2 separate regions of the Homo sapiens genome follow, and region 1 is linked to region 2. The links are chromatin loops, found by intact Hi-C in ENCODE. Cell type or tissue: GM12878. All regions are shown on one strand. Links, peaks and the distances in the headings refer to the core of each region. The heading gives the core; the rest is flanking DNA.

Region 1 (2,903 bases), core at 84-2,583, 160 kb after region 2:
TTGGTGCTGAGATGGAGGATAAGGCACAGTTTCTGTTCTCAGGTGATGCACAGCCTGGAGTGTGGGAGTCTGGGCTGTGGAGCTACTCAAGCAGGGAAAGCTGGGGGTTATTGGTTCTAAACTTCCGCTCCTCTCTTTCCCCGGAGGCTGGGCTGCTGCCCACCTTACCCACAGGTCCAGAGTACTGCTCTGGGTCCCATGGTATCGTGGTTCTGTGCTTGGCCTCGCAGAACTGCATGGGTGGTGTAAGAGCTGTGCACAGAGGAACATGCCTCATCTCCCACCTCAGGGTGACTGCAGCTTCCAGAGCAGGATACCCTCAGGCTCTGTCCCCTGCTGAAGGTGGTCTCTTAGATTAGAGGCTTCTCAGATGGGCCTGTGTCTCTTTCCAGACCCAGGTTCTCATTACTGAAAGCAGGAGTGTGCTTCCTAAAAACTAACTTGTGTCTCCAGAAAGACATGGAGGGAGAGGGGCTGGGGGGAGGGGCAGGGGTGGGAGGAGCAAAAGCCACTTCCTTTTGGAGCAGTGGCCTCCCCCAGGGTTCTCCCCCAAGGCCACACTCCCAAGTATCCATTCATATGCGCTTCCCCAGGGCCTACGCACTGAAATCTCTCCTGTCTACGGCCGCCAGGTGAATCGTGCCAAGACGCCGCTTTCACCGGTTAGAAGAACTTCATTCCGTGGTTCTCTACTGCATAGGGGCTGATGGCCAGTGTCACTCATTCAGGACACACCCCCACCTGGCTTCTGGCCCCTTCTTCCCTGTGATTGGAGACATTTGCTAACCACCGTCATCTCCCTTGTACTACAGAGCAGCTTTTTCCTCTCTACTAGATCGGGCATTGCCTTCCTCTTCAAGGTAATGGGAAACTGACCCCACCTGGGTCTCGTTCCATGTCCTGATGTACCTGTAGACATGCTCTGTGGCCCCAGCAAGTCCCTTTCTCTCTTTGGCCCCTCCTTCTCCTATGCTCACCTTTATTTACATCTCAGGCCCCTTGTCTTGGCCCAGTGGTGACCAAGGAGAAAGTTCTGCTCACCTAAGACTTAGCACTAGGCAGGTGCCTCTGGCACAGCCTCCTTCCTTTGGGAGCTGGCGGGACTGTGTGATCCTGGGGCGCCCTCTCGTGGTTGAAGATGCTCACAAACCTCGTCTGAAATCTCTCCTGTCTACGGCCGCCAGGTGAATCGTGCCAAGACGCCACTTTCACAGGTTAGAAGAACTTCATTCCATGGTTCTCTACCGCATAAGGGCTGATGGCCAGTGTCACGCATTCAGGACACGCCCCCACCTTTTTCCTTTTTCCCTTTTGCTCTTCCAGATTAACCTTTGCCTGGGGTCATTTATTGTGGACTCTATGGGCGCCTCTGTTCCCAGAGGCAGAGTCAGGCAGTTAGTCACTAACAAACACAAACACTCATGGAGAACCTCCTGCATTTGTGCATACTTGCATGCTAGTAGTCACTCTGCTGGCACTGGGGATACAAAAGTGAATATTGGGCCCAGAGAGATTTGATCCAATTGCCTCGGTTCACAGATGGAGAAGCTTCAGCCTTCAGAAGCAGAAAGATGTGCGGAGCTCATTTGGTTATGCGGGCTTGACACAAAACTCAGGTGTCCCGACTATCGTAGGAAATCAAGTCAGCTTCCATCTCACTGATTAAACCCCTGGATGTCAGCCGGGTGCAGTGGCTCATGCCTGTAATCCCAGCACTCTGGGAGGCTGAGGTGGGCGGATCACGAGGTCAGGAGATCGAGATCATCCTGGCTAACACGGTGAAACCCCGTCTCTACTAAAAAAAATACAAAAAATTATCCGGGCGTGGTGGCGGGCGCCTGTAGTCCCAGCTACTCGGGAGGCTGAGGCAGAAGAATGGCATGAACCCAGGAGGCGGAGCTTGCAGTGAGCCGAGATCGCGCCACTGCACTCCAGCCCTCCAGCCTGGGCAACAGAGTGAGACTCTGTCTCAAAAAATAAGAAAAGAAACCCCTGGATGTCATAGTAACAAAGTTGAGAACCCACTATTGATATTTTCAGGAATTACATTCCTAATTTCTCTCATGTCTGGGAGATTTTGCCCATTGGAATGGGTAAAATCCAGGGGATAGACCCCCCTGGAAACTCAAATTTGGGCTGTTCTCTCTCAGTGCGCTTTACTCAGGGGTCACTCCGTCGTCAGCACTGCCAGGCACTGTCTCGTCTGCAAACCTTGCTGGTGCCTGCACATACTGGACGTTCTTTCAGGGCATAGGTCATGCCATTGTCACTCACCAGCACAGTCCAGGGCCTTTGGTGATACCTAACACATGACTGGGAATGGCTACTTCATTTTTTTTTTTTGAGACAGGGTCTTGCTCTGTCACCCAGGCTGGAGTGCAGCAGTGCAGTCAGCTCACTGCAGCCTCCATCCTGGACTCAGGTGATCCTCCTGCCTCAGTCTCCCAAGTAGCTGGGACTACAGGTGTGCACCACCATGCCTGGCTAATTTTTTTTTTTTCTTTTTTCTTGAGACGGAGTTTCGCTTTTGTTGCTCAGGCTTGAGTTCAATGGTGCAATCTAGGCTCAATGCAACCTCCGCCTCTCGGGTTCAAGTGATTCTCCTGCCTCAGCCTCCCGAGTAGCTGGGATCACAGGTGCCTGCCATCACACCCGGCTGATTTTTGTATTTTTAGTAGAGATGGGGTTTCTCCATGTTGGTCAGGCTGGTCTCAAACTCCTGATCTCAGGTGATCTGCCCACCTCGGCCTCCCAAAGTGCTGGGATTACAGGCTTGAGCCACCACACCCGGCCATGCCTGGCTAATATTTTTAAACATTTTTTGTAGAGACAGGGTCTCACTATGGTGCCCAGGCTTGTCTCAAACTCCTGGGCTCAAGTGATCTGCCTGCCTCGTCCTCCCA
Region 2 (2,882 bases), core at 383-2,882:
GGGTCTGCTGGGGCCATCCAATACAGAGGGCTCGTTATAAGAGTGGGCTCTGGGGTACAAGTTCTGCCACTCCTTCACCTGCATGTGACCTTGGCCAGTCACCTATCTTCTTCAAGCCTCTCCTTCTGACACTGTGGTGTTCCTTACACATTGGAGGCCCTCATAAATGCTTTCTGAATAAGTCTGCCTGCAATATGCTTAACGCAGTGCCTGACCCAGAGAACATGCTCAGTAAAAGTCAACTATTTAAATCATCCCCATTTACAGATGAAGAAACTGAGACTCAGAAATGTAACTTGTCCAAGGCCTCAGGGCTGGGAAATGGTGGAGCCAGGTTCCCCTGTGCCCTGATCCATCAGTCCACCTCCCCTGCATGCTCCCCATTCTTCTCTGCCTCTGTGAAGCCAGCACAGATATGTCAGCCTCAGAGGGATGAATGGAGAAGCCAGAAACTCACACTCTGAGAACCCCTGAGGAGACAGGAGGTTCCTATCATCATGGGAGATACAAAGATGAATTAAAGTTTCAGCCGCTCAAAGGGCTGCCAGTCTGGAACTGGGAGCCACGGCGCCCGGAACAGAGTCTATCCCTACACAGAGGACCCAGCAAGCCTCAAGGGAGGGGCACCATCTGGGTTCCCAGTACACAATTGGCTCGTTGAATCACAAAGTTCACAAGAAATAGTGGCCACACAATCTGAATTTTAAAAGACAAGTCCAAGTTGCAAACATTTTCTCCTATTGTTATAATAGAGTATGAAGTGCCCCAAAGAATCCATTATTGTGGCACCTAAATGACCTCTCACAGCCAGGTGGATCACAAAAATCTATGTTATACCACACGTCCTAAGCTTGACTTGGGGAAAGAGGATCCCCATTATGCTAGACACACAGATGCCGGCTGCCCCCAGCCTCAGCCTCATGGGTGTATGCAGGTCCACACAGACTAATACCAGACAAGACAAAGGGTCACCCACTCTTGGGCTATTAGATGACATGGTGACTTGAGTTAGTGCCCCCTCCCCTTTCCAGCAGTGATCCTAACACCAGTGCTGGGCACTGTAAGGTCTGGAGGGGCCTTTGGTATCCCCAGAGAAAACAGACTGCCTTTGCATGCTTCTTGTCAGCATGAGAGGCAAGCCCTGGTCTAAGTGACACCGAGGTTGCAGCCAGGGTGTCTCTGACAGGGCTGCTGTCCTCAGATGTGAAGGCTTTGCTCCTCAGCCTCTTGCTACAGACCTCCCTCTCACATTAACTCCTGCCAGGACTTTTGGTTTCGGTTTCTGACAGCAGAAATAAGTTCTACCCTTTCCCTCTGTTGTCCTCCACACTTCCCCTCCTCCTACCCTACTTCCTTCACCCTTCTTCCTCCCACCCTAGTAGGAAATCCCCCCCCTGCCCCCACCCCCAGTCCCAGTCTGAGAGGGACAAAGAAGAAGAGAGGAATAGAGAAGGGACTGAGAAAGGGAGTTGCCAGAGACCTCGCTGCATCTTCGGGGCTTGGTGATCACTCACAAATCTGCAAATTGTGCCCTGTACAACTCAAGAGGACACCAGTCCTCTCAAGTCACCAAAATTTGCATATTTATTAGCACACTTTTCAGACAGATGGCAGTAAAGTGTCTTGAGAAGGAACAGTCTGAAGCTCTGGAGTGGGGTTAAAGGGCTGAATGCCTTTCGGCTCTCATCTCCTAGAAGCCCCAAGGCACCCCCAGTCCTTGAGCTGTAACCCACTTATCCCTCTTTGCTCAACTTCCCAGCTGGGCTAGAACCCCAGTGAGACTCTGGCTCAAAAGAGGCTCGCCAATCTAGGTCCATTTGTGGGGCCCCAAGCAAGTCTCTTCCTCACTAGGCCTCAGTTTCCCCATCTGTAATATGTAAAGAGAACAAAAGGATCTCTAAGCGGCCATCTATATTTAACAGCTGAGTCTGTGCAGAGGGTGCCTGGAGGCAGATGATTACAGTTGGGTTGCAGCCTCAGGGTCCCTATTTCTCTGAAGGAAGGAGGTTGTTGGTTGTTCCGTTGACTGAGAGCAGGGGTCAGAGAGGATTCTTTTGTTGAAGAATATCAAGAGGGGCTGTGTGACCTGGGGCGGCTCCTCTAACCTCTCTAAACCTGTTACCTCCCCTATGAAATAAAGGTGGTAATATTCACCTTGCAGGTGGCTGTGACGACTGAAGGGAGTACTGCATGCAAAAGTGCTGGCGTGGAGGAGGCGGCAGAAGAGGGCGGCGGCGGGGCACGGCAGCCACTGCCTGAGCTCAGGCTCCAGGGCAGGAAACCCACCTGACAGGCCACTCCTTCAGCTCGCCTCCCCCAGTGGGCTCCCTCCCCTCTCTCTGCAGGGCCACACCTCTGGGAGGATGCTCAGGGCTTGCACAGCGCTGAAGGAACCCCAAGGAGCCTACACCCCTTAGCCTGTCATGCCAGGCCCTCCCCTACCTACGCCCCGCGGCCACTCCCCACCCAGCCCCCCCGACCTGCTCGACACCCCCAAACAAGCCATGCACACCTCCCTGCCTTTGCCCAGGCTGCATCCTTTCCGGGTCACATGCCCTTCCCTCTCCCCCTCCTCAAGACAGCTAAATCCTGCTCATTGTTTAGGGCCCAGCTCAAATGTCACCTTCTGAGAGAAACCTTTCCCTGCCCTTCCAGTAAAGAAAATACTCATTCTTCCTGTTGCCTCCCTCAGCCCCGCATTCAGTCCCGTCAGGAGTGCAGCTGGGCTCCAGTCCGCCACATCCCCTCGCGGAGCCCCCAGTGCCTTATCTAGAAAATGGAGGTAAATCGTCCCTACTTGGGGGGCAGGACGAGTTCAATAAAATGGGACACGTCGGGCGTCTAAACATAGCGTGGGGCCCACAGTAGAGCCCGGCGAGTCC

Evidence for each region. A loop is a pair of places that touch in the nucleus more often than their neighbours do. Peaks named below come from ENCODE experiments on the same cell type or tissue, not always from the same donor. Only the 100,000 strongest peaks of a DNase experiment are listed, where the experiment ranks them.
Region 1: a loop joins it to region 2, with 3 times the contacts of the local background. A loop is called at or near these places in 85 of 110 quality-filtered maps.

The regions. Positions count from the first base shown.
Region 1 is chr15:64,729,685-64,732,587 of GRCh38, reverse strand. No RefSeq gene overlaps it. Among named protein-coding and RNA genes, the nearest start is that of OAZ2, 28 kb to the right of the region's middle. RefSeq lists an enhancer at 1-647. In GM12878, for the core only: a CTCF peak has its summit at 1,121 (motif pointing left); DNase peaks (open chromatin) are centred at 137 and 1,097.
Region 2 is chr15:64,894,277-64,897,158 of GRCh38, reverse strand. No RefSeq gene overlaps it. Among named protein-coding and RNA genes, the nearest start is that of ANKDD1A, 16 kb to the left of the region's middle. RefSeq lists an enhancer at 1,763-2,361 and silencers at 2,476-2,525, 2,566-2,615. In GM12878, for the core only: a CTCF peak has its summit at 1,624; DNase peaks (open chromatin) are centred at 1,558 and 2,338; H3K4me3 peaks cover 1,960 bases; H3K27ac peaks cover 2,191 bases.